Linked DNA regions of Mus musculus: regions 1 and 3 are each linked to region 2. A link is a contact called in ENCODE POLR2A ChIA-PET data. All regions are on one chromosome and are shown on one strand. The core of a region is the stretch at or near the end of the contact, and the rest is flanking DNA. Distances in the headings are between cores, read along the strand shown.

Region 1 (2,816 bases), core at 255-2,754, 130 kb before region 2:
TTCTTAGGGTCTTTGCTTGTTTTGTTTTTTTTTTTTTAGATTTATTTCATATATGTAAGTACACTGTCACTGTCTTCGGACACACCAGAAGAGGGTGTCAGATCCCATTACAGATGGTTGTGAGCCACCATGTGGTTGCTGGGAATTGAACTCAGGACCTCTGGAAGAGCAGTCAGTGCTCTTAACCACTGAGCCACCTCTCCAGCCCTGCTTTTTTTTTTTTTTTTAATTTATTAAAGATTTACTTTATTTAAAAGTTTATTTTATGTGCATGAGTGTGTGCCTAAGTGACTATACTCTCACTAGTTTCATGCAGGTCTCAGAAGTCAGAAGAGGTCAGTCAGCTCCCCTGGTGGAGCTGGAGCTACAAGCAATTGTGAAAACTACTCTGCATATTACTCTTCAAAAGCAGTAACAAGTGATCTTCCACCCCTCTGCCTCTCCTCTGCAAGAACAGCAAGTGCTCTTAACCTGTTAATCATGGAGCATTTTCGCTAGGATTTATTTATTTATTTATTTATTTATTTATTTATTTATTTATTTATTTATTTGCTTTCCAAGCGCAAGGACTACATGAGCCACCACACCATGAAAGAAAGGGAAGTCCTGGCCAGGCGGTGGCAGCGGCGCATGCTTTTAATCCCAGCACTTGGGAGGCAGAGGCAGGTGGATTTCTGAGTTTGAGGCCAGCCTGGTCTACAAAGTGAGTTCCAGGACAGCCAGGGCTATACAGAAATACCCTGTCTTGAACCCCCCCCCCCCAAAAAAAAAGGAAGAAAGAAAGAAAGAGGTCCTCTCTAATAATAACATGACTTCTGGCGGTAAAGAAGGTAACTATCTTGGGGGGGAACTCTGCAGGAAGCAGTGTGCAAAGGCCCAGGTGGGAGCCGGTGTAGACAGGAGGCCGCGTGGTAGCAGATAAAGTCATGGACATAGCAAAAAGTCCCGGACAGATGCATTTGCATGTCTTTTGAAAGATGTTGGATTCTATCCTTAGTGAAAAGGGAAGCCATTGCAGGGGTCTCCAGGACATAATATTGAATACTGAAACTTAACATTCCAAGAAAAAGCAGATCCTAGGTAGCAGGAGGTGGGAGTCCAGCTCCAGGGCTTAAGTTTTTGTCACTGCTTCCGCAGCCGGACTCCGGCTTTACACCACACCGCCTCCCTCAGGTGTCTGGACAATACTGACTGCTGGCCGGGAGGTCAGGGGAGGTCCAAACCCTAGGGCAGCTCAATTTAGGGCAGCGGAGTTCATTAGCACGTGGTATCCGCTGGCTCTGAGGGACTGCCGGCACCTTTCCTTCTCCTCCTGGAGGAAAACAGAAAATACACTTTCATTCCGGACGACCCCGCGGATATTGGCCAGCTGGAGGACCCTATGGTACCCGCCTGCTCAGGCGCCCAAGAGAACAGCGCACCGCTCCAGCATCCCGGGCCCCATAGGCTCTTCCGCTCCTGGGCGGGGCGCCACGAGGGGGAGTGGCTTCCTGCCGCGCCCCGTCACGTGACGGGGCTATCATGGCGGCGGCCACGAGCCAGCCCGGCTCCCGGAAGCAGGCTGTGAGGGGCGGGCGCGCTGCTGGAACCCGAGCGGAGCCGGAGCCAGTGCGGGGAGGGCGGCCCGGCGGCCTGGAGCCGGACGTGTCCGGAGCGTCCCGGCAGACCGGGGCAGCAGGTGAGATGGGGGCCGGGCGAGGTGCGAGCGGATGAGGGGACGCTCGGCTGAGGCTAGGGGGCGCAAGGAGGGTCAGCCGTGACCCATAGCCGGGGAACCTGCGGTGCGCGCGCGTGACCGCGAAGCATTGGAGAGGCCGGCCCGGGCGGAAGGGATGCTCGGGAATAGATGTGGAGACACTGAGCTCCAAAACTGGCTTATCAGCGAGGATGGGAGGTACAAGAAGCCTGCAGAACCTATCATGGAGATGGGCAGTAGCCCCTTTTGAACTTGAGGGACCGAGATTACTGAAAGGAGTCCCCTTTGCTGTACCAGGCAAGGGTGGAGCGAGTGCTCTGGCCTCTCCCCACTGTCACCCTCCCCCGCCCCACTGAGTCCTAGGAGACAGCCACTCCTCCCACCCACCCAACTGGTCCCTCCAGTCTCAGCTCTGGGGGAGAGAAATTGACAGTGCAGTTGGGTGGAGTTGCCCTCTGCTTAGACACCTAACTCCTCGACTGTGCTACCTGGATTATGGATGTGACTGTGGCCATCGTTCTCTCCCCAGGTCGTCCGGGGGCCCATCATGCTGGTGACTGCCTATTTGTCTTTTGTGGGCCTCCTGGCCTCCTGCCTGGGTCTGGAGCTGTCAAGATGCAGAGCCAGGCCCCCTGGAAGAGCTTGCAGCAACCCCTCCTTCCTTCAGTTTCAACTAGACTTCTATCAAGTCTACTTTCTGGCCCTGGCAGCGGACTGGCTCCAAGCTCCCTACCTGTATAAACTCTATCAGCATTACCACTTCCTGGAGGGTCAGATTGCTATCCTCTACGTCTGTGGCCTTGCCTCCACGGTCCTCTTTGGCCTAGTGGCCTCCTCCCTTGTGGACTGGCTGGGTCGTAAGAAGTCTTGTGTCCTCTTCTCCCTCACTTACTCTCTATGTTGCATAACCAAGCTCTCTCAGGACTACTTCGTGCTGCTGGTGGGCCGAGCACTCGGTGGGCTGTCCACAGCTCTCCTCTTCTCAGCCTTTGAGGCCTGGTACATCCACGAGCACGTGGAGAGGCATGACTTCCCCGCCGAGTGGATCCCAGCCACCTTTGCCCGAGCCGCCTTCTGGAACCACGTGCTGGCTGTGGCGGCTGGTGTGGCAGCGGAGGCC
Region 2 (2,750 bases), core at 183-2,682:
CCAAGGCCATCTCCAAAGGAGCAGAGAGCCTCGGTTCCTATCTTTAAAGTGTTTCCCTTTTTTTACAGGAGCATCCAGCCCGTAAAGTAGGACACATTAAGTGATTAACTGTATTAGTTCCAAGTACTAAACGTGGTGACACCAGTCAGTGACAAAGTTTAAATGAGGAGAAAGAAGGCGAAATGGAGGCCAGAGATTGAGGTGCCTAAGGCAAAATCTTTAACCTTTGTGATTGCAAAAGGAAGTAACTAGGTTAGCGTGCTTTCTACTAAGAGGGAAAATGGAAGTAGTTTATGAGAGCTTGGCTTCACGAAGTTCCCCAGCGTGCGTTACTCTGAAAGCTGAGTTGGTTTAGCAGGTCTGGGGCAGCTTAAGAAAATGGCGCTTGCTACATCTTCCCGAAAGACTTCCATATTGGTCAGCTCAGTCGACTTGGGTTTTCGCGTGCCGTCACCAAGCTGTCGTCCCGCCCGCCGCCGCAGGGCTTCCACCCACGGCCAGGGGGAGCCGCCCGCCCATCCCGGCAGGGGTGACATTCGAGGGGTGCTGTGTAGGAGCGGGGAAGGGACAACCCGAACAGTCTCGGGCGACGCGACACTCTCGCCCTCACGCGTCTCGACTCTGACACTTGTGGAGGGCTCCACTCAAGCGCACACCCTAACGAGGGAAGGAAGCCTCCCGAGGAGGGCCAACATGGCGACCAACTCCTTTTGGCACAGCCCGGTTCCCTCCTCAGGATGGGCGGCCCTGTAACGACCATTGGCCAAAGCTAGAGGCGGTGCCATGCTGCCTTCGCTGCCTCATTGGCTTGAGTATCGGAGGAGGAAGCCTGTTCTCCTCTCCCCATTCCAAGTTCCAGCCTCCACCTTCTCCTCGGCGCGTAATTGGCTGTTCGTTCACGTCAATACGCGTCCTGTTCCGGCTCTTTTCAGTTATCGTCCAATCAGAACTTTCTTAACTGCCCGCCTGAATTCTGATTGGTTTAGGAAGCTTGCTCCTATCCCATTCCGGCCTATTTCTTACTCTTCCCCCTACACGGACTTTGCCCAGGCATGCCCAGGATTCTGGTTGGTCGTTGTCCTGTCTTTCTTACTTAAGCTCTTCCTATCCCTACCGCTCACGGAGCCCGCCTGGAGGTTGACTGGTTTCTCTGCAAGTCCATCGTCATCTCATCCCGCCCACCACCACTTCCTGAGTTTCTAATTGGTTGCTAAAACTGAGAGGGCGGCCTTTCTGGGCGGAAACCAAGTACGCAACTTGCTCTTACACGCCTCAGCGAGAGAGCGAGTCCTACCATTGGGTAGGCAGCCCGCCTTTCCTCTGCAAGGCCCTCCTTTCACCCTCCCTCATTGGGCGGGGCAGTAGATAAGGGGCGGGGATTAGGCCGGGCTTGTGGTGCGCTGCTCCCTCCTCCTTACCCCCCCCTCCCTGTCCGGTCCGGGTTCGCTTGCCTCGTCAGCGTCCGCGTTTTTCCCGGCCCCCCCCAACCCCCCCGTACAGGACCCCCTTGAGCTCGCCCCTCAGCTGCCACCATGAGCGGTAAGGATGAGTCCACTCCGAGCCTAGGGGTGGGAGGGGAGTGAGGGGGCGCGCGCGAGGACCGACCGGGCGGTCCCCGCTGTGAGGGGGGGCGGGCGGGAGGCGGCGGCGGCGGCCTTGGTCCCGCCCGGGGCGGAGGGAAGGGAGGGAGAAGGGGCAGTGGCGGGGCCTCGGAGGAGGAGGGGGATGGGCTACCCGCCCCGGGGGAGGGGGCAGCGTGGCCTCGCCCGCCCCCTGCCCGCCCCGGCCACGAGGGACGGGCCTTACCCCCCACTACCCGGCCGGCCGCCTGAGGCTCCTCCCGTCGGGGGCTGGCGCCGCGGGGGCGGCCCGACCAGTGCAGGCCCCGCCTGGGCCAACCGCCTCCCCGGTCCGCCCGCCCTCCGGTCGCAGCCTGCCCCGGGCCCTCCCCCGCACCCCCGTAAATTTCCCTTCCCCCATCCGACCCGCCCTTGCCACGCCTCTATCCCCGAAACCGCCCCTTCCTTCTTTGGACCGCCTCCTCAGCCCCAAACCTGGGTTCTAATCCCTAGACCCTTACCTGTCCTCTCAGATGTTTCCTCACCTTCTCTTAGGATTTACTCTTTCTCAGTCCCTTCCTGTTATTGTTTACACTAGATCTTTCTTCATCTCTTATAGTCCTAATTTTAGCACACTTTCCATCCACCCACATGTTGGGTCTCCTTTTCCTTCCAGGATGCATTTTTTTTTTTTTTCTTTTTTGAGATAGGTTCTATGTGGTATTCGTAGTAACTCGAAGTTACTATTGCAGCCCTCAGACTTTTAGCTGTCTAGGTGCCTCTTCCTCTTGAGTGCTGGGATTAAGAGTGCTATCAACCCTAAGGAGCAACTCTTTATTTCTGAGACACTGAAATTCCAAATTCCCTTTCTCAAAAGGGCTATTTGTATTGGGATCAGTTCTTACTCTGTAGGCCTGGAAGACCTAGAACTGGTGAACCACCTGGCTCATCCTTCCAAGTCTTGGGATTATAGGTGTGAGTCACCATGCCTAGCTTCCAAAGCAATTTTTGAGTCATTTCTGGGGTTAATTTGTGCATAGGAAAATAGTGGCCTGTCTTGGGCACCATTAAGCTATGTGTCTATGGCTTTGGCATCCCAATTTACTATGTAGCTGAGGATTTCTTTGAACTTTTGCCTCCACTTCCAAATTCTGGGATTTTAGGCTTACCACCATATTTAGACCTATCTGG
Region 3 (2,700 bases), core at 62-2,561, 80 kb before region 2:
CACCAAGGCTGCTACACTTTGGCAATGGCAGCAGCAGATTCAATGGGGTTTGCTACTCATATGGTTTGTTGCAACAACTACACCTTTAAAAGTTTCTGGGAGGGGGGGGGGTGCTGGTGAGATGGCTCAGTGGGTAAGAGCACTGACTGCTCTTCCGAAGGTCCAAAGTTCAAATCCCAGCAACCACCCATAATGAGATCTGATGCCCTCTTCTGGTGCGTCTGAAGACAGCTACAGTGTACTTCCATGTAATAAATAAATAAATAAATAAATAAATAAAAGTGTGTGTGCACCACCAATATCTGGCTGATATTGTTAAAAAAAAAAAAAAAAGTTGCTGGGAAGCACACAGACCCTTCCTATCCAACACACAATGGTGGGGCTAGACAGACACTCAGCAGTTATGAGCACTAGGTTGCTCTTTCAAAGGACCTAGGTTTGGTTTGCCTGCATATATACTGAGACATAAAAATAAATGTAGTTGGTTGGCAGTTGTTCCTTTTTGGCACTTGCACTTTATCCTTTAAAGCGCGTTAGTGGTACTGTCAGAACACAGGTTCCCTGCTGTCCTGTCGCGGGCTTGTCCCAACAACGCGCAGTAGCTTATACCGCTTTACAATCTTGTGGTTGTGTCGTGAGTCCGAGAGTTTCGAGTCCCTTGAAGGCCCAAGCCATGTTTGCTAACTAATTTTATAACTACCTTCCTCTACTACCCATTCTGTATTTCCTTCACCTTCAGCCAGCACCTCAGCAGGTCTTGGCTCTTTTCCTGGAGGATTGACCCATACCTTCATTCCTGATGGGTCTGTGTCCTTTGTCATCCTGCTTGGATTAGGCTGTTGTAGTTTCCCATTGACTTTAATCACAGGACATGGTAGTACTAAGAGACGCCCTAAGGGATCTCCTACACTCCAGACATAATCTTGCTTACCACCATTGTGAAGAGGTAATCCAATTTCCCCATGGTAATCTGGATCTATCACCCCTCCTAACACTGTTATTCCATTTTTAGCCTGTTGGTTTAAGGGCATTAGAAGCCCAAAATGACCAAGGGGAAGTCTGAGCTTCCAGTTCAATGGAATGTTTGTTGTAGCTCCTGGTAGGAGCACTCCCCTCTCTGGAGCCAAAACTTCTAGGCCAGCAGAACCTAGAGTTATGGGGACAGGAAGCCAAAATTACCGTGCTAGCTTTAGTGTACTCTGAGAAAAGAAAAACTTGCGTTCTCTAATTAAGCTTGAGATCCGAAAAGCGGGTCCGAAACACAGGATCATAGAGACGACGGGCGCAGAGCGTATCCCCTGGCGGCACCACGGAGGTAACGCGGAGGGCGGCTAGAGCGTCACTCGCCCAGGCGGCTTCCTCTTCGGCAGTCCTCCTTCCCAACATGGCGCAGTCGATTAACATCACGGAGCTGAATCTGCCACAACTGGAAATGCTCAAGAACCAGCTGGACCAGGTGAGGACCTGTCCCAGCACCTTCCTCGCGCTTCATATCCTCCGACCGACCGCCCGCCCGGTCGGGGAGGCTTCCTTTCCCAGGGAAACCCCTATCCGGTCCCGGGTCCCGCCCCCTCAGCCTGGGCCCCGCTTTCTTGAGCTGACCCCTTGTTTTTTCCCGGCTTCTGTAGGAAGTGGAGTTTTTGTCCACGTCCATTGCTCAGCTCAAGGTGGTCCAGACCAAGTACGTGGAAGCCAAGGACTGTCTGAACGTGCTGAACAAGAGCAACGAGGGTATGGGCTAGGCGGGTGAGGGCGCCTGGGGATGCCGGCTTCTCCTTCGCTTTTTCCTAGTTCCAGTTTTCGTTAAAGAAAACTGTTTGTTACTTAGTGTGTGTGTAGCCACAGGAGCCCCCGCATGTTGCCTACAGAAAACTAAAATGTACAAGACATTTCCTCAGTTGCTGTGTTCTTTTCACTGTCTGTGAACACTGAGCCCTGTTGGGAGCTTCCCCTAACGTCTTCGCGTGGGAGCCGCTAGCCTTCCCCAGCTGTTTGTCTTTATTACTTTCACAGGAAAAGAATTACTGGTCCCACTGACGAGTTCTGTATCCTTTCCACGGGAAATGCTACCTTACATTCTTCCACAGTCTTTCCCAAAAGCGGGGAGAGTTTTGATTTTAAGAACAGTCGAACACTTAACGTAGCTCACTTGTCTAACGTTGCACCAGTGTCCATGTAATACTTTGTATCAGAGTTCGGTGAAGAATTGAAATGTTGTGTTTCTCTTTGTTTAGAGATGTCAATATGGAGACAAAGCTGGCATTTGGCTAAAGCCAGTAGAAAAAATGTTAGGATATTGAAATTGGGAACTTGCCTCTTTTTTCAATTTCACCTTAATTGCCGCTCATCTCTAATAGTGAAAGGTAGATTGTTTCCTCCTGTTGAAATGACCTGTTGTCATTTCCACCAGGAAATGACAGTCGAAAGAGAAACCTAAGAATAGCAAAGTGGTGAAGACTGTTTTAAGTAACAATAGAGCCGGCAAGGTGACGACGCAGAGCGTAAAACCCACACATACACACTGAGCTAACTTTCTGATACTAATGGGGTGGAAGGAGAAGACCAACTCCCAGAAGTTGTCCTCCGACCTTCGTGCTCCATGGCATGCACACTTGTGAAAACACACACACAGACCAAATACATGTAAGTTTAAAAGTAGTAATAATTTGTAACTAGAGAGATGGCTCAGCAGTTAAGAGC

Evidence for each region. ChIA-PET counts read pairs that join two places held with the same protein, here RNA polymerase II (POLR2A).
Region 1: POLR2A ChIA-PET joins it to region 2 with 15 read pairs in embryonic stem cell. The contact joins the promoter of Mfsd5 here to the promoter of Sp1 in region 2. POLR2A ChIA-PET finds 5 or more read pairs at or near these places in 3 of 5 experiments (Patski and embryonic stem cell).
Region 3: POLR2A ChIA-PET joins it to region 2 with 16 read pairs in embryonic stem cell. The contact joins the promoter of Pfdn5 here to the promoter of Sp1 in region 2. POLR2A ChIA-PET finds 5 or more read pairs at or near these places in 4 of 5 experiments (Patski and embryonic stem cell).

Annotation. Positions count from the first base shown.
Region 1 is chr15:102,277,952-102,280,767 of GRCm38, forward strand. It overlaps Mfsd5 (major facilitator superfamily domain containing 5), which reads left to right and starts at 1,505. Exons shown (of 2, transcript NM_134100.4): 1 at 1,505-1,678; 2 at 2,226-2,816. The coding sequence starts at 2,244.
Region 2 is chr15:102,404,884-102,407,633 of GRCm38, forward strand. Sp1 (trans-acting transcription factor 1) reads left to right here and starts at 1,433. Exons shown (of 6, transcript NM_013672.2): 1 at 1,433-1,539. The coding sequence starts at 1,533.
Region 3 is chr15:102,324,805-102,327,504 of GRCm38, forward strand. Pfdn5 (prefoldin 5) reads left to right here and starts at 1,312. Exons shown (of 6, transcript NM_027044.3): 1 at 1,312-1,456; 2 at 1,629-1,731; 3 at 2,014-2,045. The coding sequence starts at 1,385.